Regions from separate parts of the Homo sapiens genome. Here region 1 is linked to region 2. A link is a loop called in an ENCODE intact Hi-C map of the cell type or tissue named here. Cell type or tissue: PC-9. All regions are shown on one strand. Each heading gives the region's core, and the rest is flanking DNA. Links, peaks and the distances in the headings are about the cores only. Region 1 overlaps PITPNM3 (PITPNM family member 3). Region 2 overlaps PITPNM3 (PITPNM family member 3).

What was found. Peaks named below come from ENCODE experiments on the same cell type or tissue, not always from the same donor. Only the 100,000 strongest peaks of a DNase experiment are listed, where the experiment ranks them.
Region 1: it touches region 2 in a loop (6-fold over the local background); 1 of 110 quality-filtered maps calls a loop at or near these places.

The regions. Positions count from the first base shown.
Region 1 is chr17:6,454,628-6,459,009 of GRCh38, forward strand. It overlaps PITPNM3 (PITPNM family member 3), which reads right to left. Exons shown (of 20, transcript NM_031220.4): 19 at 2,967-3,095; 20 at 1-1,016. The coding sequence ends at 711. Among named protein-coding and RNA genes, the nearest start is that of PIMREG, 12 kb to the left of the region's middle. RefSeq lists silencers at 462-591, 612-741 and enhancers at 2,962-3,743, 3,744-4,382. In PC-9, for the core only: no CTCF peak of the experiment used is centred there; a DNase peak (open chromatin) is centred at 2,514.
Region 2 is chr17:6,550,008-6,554,389 of GRCh38, forward strand. The region is part of intron 1 of PITPNM3 (PITPNM family member 3); the gene reads right to left. Among named protein-coding and RNA genes, the nearest start is that of PITPNM3, 4.4 kb to the right of the region's middle. In PC-9, for the core only: no CTCF peak of the experiment used is centred there; DNase peaks (open chromatin) are centred at 1,554, 2,044 and 2,474; H3K4me3 peaks cover 1,006 bases; H3K27ac peaks cover 2,755 bases.

The sequences.
Region 1 (4,382 bases), core at 183-4,182, 95 kb before region 2:
ATGAGGCAGGGCTCCGGGAAGAGGAAGCCCTGGCCTCCAGGGCCACAGGGAAATGGTGAGGACACTGAGGACAACGGGGGTTGGGGACAATGGACAGCTGCAGGACAGACCGTCAGCACCAGACCCCACCCCCGAGGGCTGTGGACAGAGACGGCGTAACATGAGCCCGGGGATGTGCTCTCACTCCCAGAAAGTGGCCATCTTGCCATAAGAGCGCCAACCCCAAAATGGTGACCCAAACCACAGGAAGGGCGGGCACAAATGCCACTCACACCTCCACAAGACAGCCCAGAGGCTGTGCCTGCCAGCGGCGCTTGGTGCCGAGGCTGGGGCTGCCCCCTTGAGGGCCTGCCTAGCTCGCTGTGAAGCCTGGGGACGCAGGAGGGTGGTCGACTTTGCCCAAACGCTTCAGCCCCGGGCAAGCCTGCCCCCAGGATGACACAAACATGAACCCTGACTTGGGCTTGCGGTCGCAGGCCCGTGGGAGGCAGCAGTGGCTGCACCGAGATCCCCGGACCTCACCCCGTCGCAGCTCAGGGAGCCCCCCGGGCTCGGGCAGGATCCCTCCCCGCTCTGGTCGGACACTGCTGGACAGACACGGGAGGGAAAAAGCAGGAAAACGCCTGTGTCGGGGAGAGGGCAGCCCCCTCCCGTCCCCGCAGGCAGCCTGATTGGGCCCCCCGCTCCCTGCTCTGAGCACAGCCCACCCCTCAGGGCACCGACTCGAACTTGGGGGGCCCACGCGCCCAGCTGAGCGCCGGCAGCGGCCGCTCGTGGTCTTTGTCCGACTCGGGCTGGCTCTGGGCCCGCTCGGGCTTGGGGTTGGCGGCGGGCGGGTCGGGCTGCTGCACTGACATGGTTCTGCGCAGGTGGTTGCGCTTCCGCAGGAACTCTGGCTGCGCGTGCAGCCCGAAGCTGCCCTTGCGCAGGATCATGCGCGAGTTGTTCTTCTTTGGGCGTGAGCGGTGGCTGGCCTCCAGCGCGGCCAGGTGTGCGGCGTAGCCCTCGCTCAGGAACTGCGGAGGGCAGGGGAGGGCAGGGGAGGGCAGGGCAGGGCAGCAGCGCAGGGGGAAGAAGGGAGGGGAGGGGGAAGAGGGGAGGGGAGGGGAGGGGAGGGAGAAGAAGGGAAGCGGAAGAAGGGAAGGGAGAGGAGGGGAGGGGAAGGGACAGGCATCAGGCGGAGGGGTGGGGCAGGCCCCTTATCCTGATCCTGTCCCCATCATTTCCCGGGAACACTCTACGGAGGCACCTCCAGCTTCTCCAAGGAACCCTGGGGAAGTCGGGAGCTCTTTACTGTTCCAGGGTCCCCATCCTGCTTTGGACAACCATGCATCTCTACCTGTACCCATGGGTCACACCAGAGTTCTCTGGATTTTCTTTCCTATTTTATTTTAATTAATTAATTTATTTATTTGAGAAAGGGTCTCGCTGTGTCGCCCAGGCTGGAGTGCAGTAGCCCAGTCTCAGCTCACCGCAGTCTCAACTTCGCCAGCTCAAGCAATACTCCAGCCTCAGCCTCCCGAGTAACTGGGACCACGGGTACATGCCACCATGCCCAGCTCATTTTTTAAATTTTTTGTAGAAACAGCGTCTTGCTATGTTGCCAGGGCTGGCCTTGAACCCTGGGCTCAAGCAATCCTGCGTATCAAAGCACCAGGATTACAGGCATGAGCCAGGGTGCTTGGCCTCTGGATTCTTGAGGGTGGGGAAGCGCCCATCCTTGTCACTTGGCTCACTAGAATCCTGCAAAGTCCCTCCCGTCACGCAGCCTCACCATGCCTCTTGTCATTTTTCTGAGCCCTGCGACTGCCCTCCTTGCCAGTCCTTCTGGCTGTGTCCAGAGCCTTGCTACTCAATATGTGGTCCATGGACTCTGGCAGCATCAACACCACCTGGCACCTTGTCAGGCAGAACTTCCGGCCCTCTCCCCGCCCCTAGGCCTATGGAATCAGAATATGCATGTCAACAAGATCTCCAGGTGATGCTTGTGCACTTCAGAGTTTGAGAAGCAGGGCCTCTGAGTTCCCAACTGGGAGACGCCACCATCTCCTGACCCTCTACCCGCGGGTCACTCTCAGGCATTGCACACTTGACATGCCCCAGAGGGAGGTCAACTCCTTCCCTTCCACCTGCTGCGCGATTCCAATAGTGGCACCTCCTACGTGGTCACCCAAGCCACAGACCAAGTAGCTGTCCTCCACCTTCCCTTTCTCTCATCCTGCACATCTGATCTGGGCATTACCAAACCCAATCCATCCCCTACCAAAAAATGCCTCTCAGACCCTCCACTTTCTCTTCAATGTCCTCTCGGCTTTTCTTTCCTTCCTCTGAACCACCTGCCACCTGCAGCCTGAGGGAGCTTCCTGAATCACACACCTGCTCATCCCACACCCTCTCAGAGTCCCCACACAGGCCATCTTGGCCGCACTGACCGTTCTAGCCCCGCCCCCCCACCTCCCAGCTCACGTCCCATGCAGCCAAGCTGAGTCACTGGCAGTTCCCAGAATATACATGTTCTGTGTCACCTCCTGACCTTGGCTTTTGCTGCTGCCTCTGTCACAAATATTCTTCTCAATCTCAGGCCCTTCCTGGACCATTCCTTCAAATTCCGGAAACCCAACCTTGCCCTGGAGTCTGGGTTAGCGGTCCCTCTCCAGGGCCCCACAGTTCCCTGTGCTCCCGTCATACATCATGGCACTTGTTACACTCCACTGTCACCAACTGCAAATGTGTCCATCTCGCCACTACACTGAAGTTCATTGCATCTGGCTCCACTTGGGATTCTCCCCCTGCACCCAACACAGGCCCTGGCCCAAGGCAGGCACCCCGAAGTGTTTGTTGAATAAATGAATGAGCAAATGGGGGAATGAACAAATGAATGAATGAATGAATGAAGTGCTTACTCCCTCTATCCCTTTCCCTGACCTCCCTCACAACTCCCCGCCTCCAGCCCCGCCTCCACCCACCTGGCACTGGGTTTGGTACTTCTTGGTGGGCCGGCCCACAATGAAGATCTGGGAGGCAGGCAGGCCCAGCACGCTGTAGACAGAGATGTCCTTCGTGGAGCCATAGGCCGCACTGATTTTGATGAAGCACTGAAACACAGGGCAGGCATAGGGGGAGAGTGAGGCCAGCCCACCCCCTGGAAAGCCTTCCCAGGCCAACCCCAGGGGGCCCCTGCTTGGGGACCCTTTATGTGCACTCTGGTAGACTCCAAGCCATGGGGCCACCCTGTGTCAGGAATGAACCCTCAGAGTGGCTGCCCCTCCCTGCACCCCAGGCCCAACCCAGGTCTCTGCCCAGTAAACAGTCGTGACCACACCATTTACCGGCCCCGCCTCCAACAGCAGTACACTCAGGTTAAGTAATAATGAAGGCAAGCGTTCCTTTGTGGATAAGGAAATTGAGTTCCAGGTTTCTGGCTCACAGGGCCAGGACTGGAGGCCAGTTCTGCCTGGCTCCTGATCCTGTGCTGTCCACACCGCTCCACACTGCAGCTTGCCATGTGCCCACTGCCTCTCACTGGCTGGTGTGATGACCGCCCCCCTCCCCAACCCCAGAATCCCCAATTCAATTCAGAGAACTGCACAAGGTCCGTCTTGCTCCAGGGGCACTTCCAGACCATCACCCTTCCCTCCCCTCCCCAGGATAAACCCGATCAAACTACCTCCTCCTGTGAGGTGCTCGCCACCCAGCTGCCCCTCACTGTGTGCCTCCTGTCACTGTCATCTTCTTTTTCTCCCACTCACACTCCTCTCAAGCCATTGGAGACTTTGGTCCTGGGTCACAAGCTTTCCTTCCTGCCAAGCCCCACCATCACTGGGATGACCCACGGTCTGCATGACGTGAAGGATCTACCACCTCCCACCCGGCCTGGCAGCTTCGCACCTTCTTTCACGTCAGTGGCCGTCACTTCCAGGACCAAACTCAGAACCTGCCCCTCTAACTGTGAACTTCCACATGTCCGCTCCGCTCAGGGCTTCTGCCCCCTCCCCACCACTTCTCCGCCAGCCCCCACCTGGCTGCTCTCAGCCTTACTGACACTTGTCTTTTCTGCACCAGCCCTGCTGCCTCGCCCCTTCCTCATCCTGCCTGAGTGACCCATGGCATCCCTGTGTCCTTGCCTCCACCCCGGATTCTCTCACCCCTTCATCCTCCTCCCACACCTGCCCGGCCAAATCTCAGCCCTGGAAATTTTTTCCACTATCCACCTTGTGTTTTTGTACATGCTGCCCACCGAGAGCTGCTAAAGAAACAGAGCCACGCAGCTCTCACCTTCCATCTTCTTCCTGTCCTTCCCTGAGCCCTACCCCATCCTGCAGGTGACTGCCTTCGATGCTGGACCAAGGAGAGGGCTTCCTCAGCCCACTGCCCCTCACCTC
Region 2 (4,382 bases), core at 280-4,279:
AGCCAGGGAGGCTCTCTCCAAAAAGGAGAGAGCAGTGTTGGAGCTGGAAAGAGCCTGAAGCTCATCCTGACCCTCAAACTCTTCCCTTTCACTTTTACAGATAAGGAAACTGAGGCCCAAAGAGGGCAGTTCAAGGTCAACCAGTGCCAAAGCCAGGGCTCTCCTTCGTTAGACAAGTTAGCTCCCAGGAATATTGACTCCAACAGTAGAAGAGACATAAGCTCTAATCCCAGCTTTGCCTCTAACTTTATGTGTGATTCTAGCCCTAGATATTTAACCCTACTGGGCCTCAGTGTCTCATTCATAAAATGGGAATAACATTGGCTCTACCTCAGAGATGCTGTTGAGCCATTGGACAGAAAAGCATGCTGAGAGCTGCTATAGGATCTGAGCCAAATGGGTCCCAGCATGCGAACTCCCGATCCTAGGATCTCAGAATTCCTGGAAGGCAGCTGGGTCCTACCAGGAAGTCCCCAGTCCCTAAAGCCTCCATGGTCTCTGAAAGTTCACACTCTGTCCTTGAAAGGGGAAAGGATGCCGGATCTCAAAGAGGGACCCTTGACTGAAAGGGTCTGGTCTCTGTCTCCCAACCTGCTTAACAGGTAGAACAGGAGAACCAGGCCACCTCCAGCCATGAAGTCTCATAACATATGAAGATGTATGTGAGAAAACATCACAGCTTCTGGCCAATCTGACCCAGACATGGCCCAGGCAAGTGGCTGGGGCAGGGACACTGTCCAGCCATGTCCTCGTATTCTGTGTCCTGCCACACTGGACTTCCAAACACAGGTCAAGTCACAGAGGCCTCAAATGGGGGATAAGGGGTTCCAGGCCCAGGGTCACAGGCTTGAGGTGGAACCTCTCTGTTTGAGCTGCACCATCCTTGGCTCAAACAAGGACACCACAGCCAGAACTGAGCGGCAACAAACGTCTCAGGCTGGGACCTGCCAGGTCTGCTGCTGGGATAGGTGATTTCACAGAGGTCGGCGTATTTGCATAGGAACGTGAGGCCATCCAAGTTCCAGCACACCCCAGACTGCGGGAAAGCTTTTGAAAAGCCTGGAGTCTGGCCAGGCACGGTGGCTCACACCTGTAATCCCAGCACTTTGGGAGGCCAAGGCAGGCGGATCACGAGGTCAGGAGATTGAGACCATCCTGGCTAACACGGTGAAACCCCGTGTCTACTAAAAATACAAAAAATTAGCCGGGCATGGTGGCAGTCACCTGTAGTCCCAGCTACTCAGGAGGCTGAGGCGGGAGAATGGCGTGAACCCGGGAGGTGGAGCTTGCCGTGAGCTGAGCTGAGATCGCGCCACTGCACTCCAGCTTCGGCGACAGAGCGAGACTCCATCTCAAAAAAAAAAAAGAAAAGCCTGGAGTCTGGACACTGGTGTCTGATTTGACCATATTTGACCATAACCTTCCCATTGGGGACCAAAGAAAGTGAGTTTACCATCTCCTTGCAGGATGCAATGCCCGTCCCAAGATACACAGTAGAGTAATCGGTGCCCTAGGGCTGGGAGTTTCTCAGAGTCATGCCTCAAATCCTCTGGCACCTCCCCAAAGATTTAAGAATCCCAGCGTTGTCCAGGTATGATGGCTCATGCCTGTAATTCCAGTACTTTGGGAAGCCAAAGCAGGAAGGATTACTTGAGGCCCAGAGTTTGAGACCAGCCTGGGCAACGTAATGAGACCCCCATCGTTATGAAAAAAAAAGTATTAAAAAAATTTTTTTTTTTTTAATCTGCGCTAGTCCCCTTTCCAAGCTTCCAGATGTTTCCTCCTCTGAGTGATCCAGCCACTAGTCACTGCCCCTGGGAGCCACAGAGTAAGGGGCCCAGGAGAAGTCTCGCTTTGGGAGGATGTGAGAGCACACGCCCCACTCCAGGAGGACCCCAAAGGAGGCTGACTCAGCAGAGCAAGGTCCAAACTCTGGAAACCCAGGCTCTGCCGTCACCTTCTTCTGTGACGTTGGCCAAATACCTACCTCTCACGGGCCCTCAGCGACCCATTGTTAACGAGGACTTGGAACATGAGTATCGAAATGTTCCCTCCCATCCTAACACCGTAGGATCAGTACTTTACTGACTCAAATTACTAGGTTTGCCACATGGAAGCCTGCCAGCTACACCCCTCAGAGCAGAGGCTAACACCTGAGAGGAGAATAAACTGGTTCCTCCAGCCTGGGAGGCCCAACCCTGTGGCCTCGGCTCTGTCTCTGCAGATATTCCTGCCCCAGCCTGAGAGGTGCCAAGACCCTCTAGGCTGTTCACTCTGCTCCTGCCTAACCTGGGGACCTGGCCCCCACCCCCTACCCTCATTCTCTCAGTGGGAGAGAGGGGCAGCCTGTTGGGGTGCAGAGGGAGGGGCACAGGGAGGTAGACAGGAAGGGAGGGGCAGTGTGGCTGGCAGGAGTCAGAATCAACCCTTCCCAACAAAGGCAGCTCCACCAGGCTGGCCTCTCTCCAGCTTCCCAGGAGCCCTGGCGTCCCAGCCAGAGGGATCTGTCGAAACACAGTGCCAAGTCTTACCCCGGCACTCCTGTCTTCATGCTCTTTGGAGTTCCTTTTAGCCCTCTGCATTCTTCCGCTCCAGCCAGGTTTCTTTACTTTTGGGCACTTCCTACCCACCTTCCACCCCTACCCATAGCAGTCCTCCCACACTTACACATGTGCCTCTTCCTTTCCATCCTCCTAGCCTTTGTTCAAGCCACTACCCCCACCTGGAAGCCGGCCCCTGGCCACCTTTCTTTTTCTTTTTTTTTTTTTTTTTTTTTTGAGACGGAGTCTCGCTCTGTAGCCCAGGCTGGAGTGCAACGGCACGATCTCGGCTCACTGCAAGCTCTGACTCCTGGGTTCATGCCATTCTCTCGCCTCAGCCTCTCAAGAAGCTGGGACTACAGGCGCCCACCATCACGCCTGGCTAATTTTGTTTTTGTATTTTTAGTAGAGACGGGGTTTCACCGTGTTAGCCAGGATGGTCTCGATCTCCTGACCTCGTGATCTGCCCGCCTCGGCGTCCCAAAGTGCTGGGATTACAGGCACGAACCACCGCACCGAGCCCCTGGCCACCTTTCTATACAAACTGTGCCAGCCTTTAGGGCCCATCTCCCAGAGAAACCCAGCCTTCACTGTCTGTCTCAAGCCACTCACTGGCCTCTCTGCTCCGTGGGGAGCTCTGTACTGTAAATTGTCCCTCCTACTCAGAGCTTCTGAATCCTCCCCACCCCTGCCCCCACCTCCCTGTTGCTGGTTAGACTGGGGCCACCATAAATGATGCCTTTCTGTGTAACTGAAATCTCCCCTAGAGATTGAGAACTGGTAATAACCCATCTGGATTCACCTTCTGAAGATCTATCTCATCCTCTCTGGGCCCCGATAACAATTTCTCTTGTACCTGGATTCTCCTGGCAGTGTAAGAGTCCTTTCACTGCCTCCTTTTAGCTCTTGTCCGACACAAGCCATGCCACAAATCTGGCACAGCCATGACCTGCTGCTCAGGCTGTGCACTGCACAACTCCAGGGGTATTATTCACTAGACCACACGTGATGACCTAAAGTCAGGTACCATGGCAGCCCTGGGGCCCAAAGCTCTGCCTTTTCTCTCCGTGGGTGATCTACTGGCCAGATTTTAAAGGGAACATCTCACAGGTCATGGTGCAGACCCCTCATTCACAGGCCGGGTGCCACAGCCTCCACTCCTGGCCTTCAGCAGCCCTTTGTTCCTGTGTCACCCCCCGCCGCCCCACCCCGCCAGAGTGAAGGCCTGATCATTCCTGCCCATCAGTCTGCCCATCCGAGGCAGGTGGTACTGAACAGCCACCCCGCTCTCTATGTTCTCCTTGGGCCTCAGTTTCCCCAGCTGTGAAGAAAGAGATGGGTTCCTGATCTCCAAGGGCTCCCTCTGTTCTGAAGCTCACCAATCTATTCTTCACAGATGTTGCCAATGAGGAATATGTGATTCTCATACACACATTACTGTGTGTTGTTTTTGATTCAGTAGGCTTATGAGCATCAAGAAGAGAAGGGAGACCAGGCGCAGTGCCTCACACCTGTAATCCCATCACTTTGGGAGGCTGAGGCAGGCAGATCATTTGAGGTCAGGAGTTCAAAACCAGCCTGGCCAACATGATGAAACCTTCGTCTCTACTAAAAATACAAAAATTAGCTGGATGTGGTGGTATGTATCTGTAGTCCCAGTTACTTGGGAGGCTGAGGCAGGAGAATCGCCTCAGCCCAGGAGGCGGAGGTTGCAGTGAGCCGAGATCAAGCCATGCCCTCCAGCCTGGGAGACAGACCGAGACTCCATCTCAAAAAAAAAAAAAAAAAAAAAGGAGAGAAGGGACATTTACAAAATGCAGAGGAGCCTGGGAGAGCTGAGCT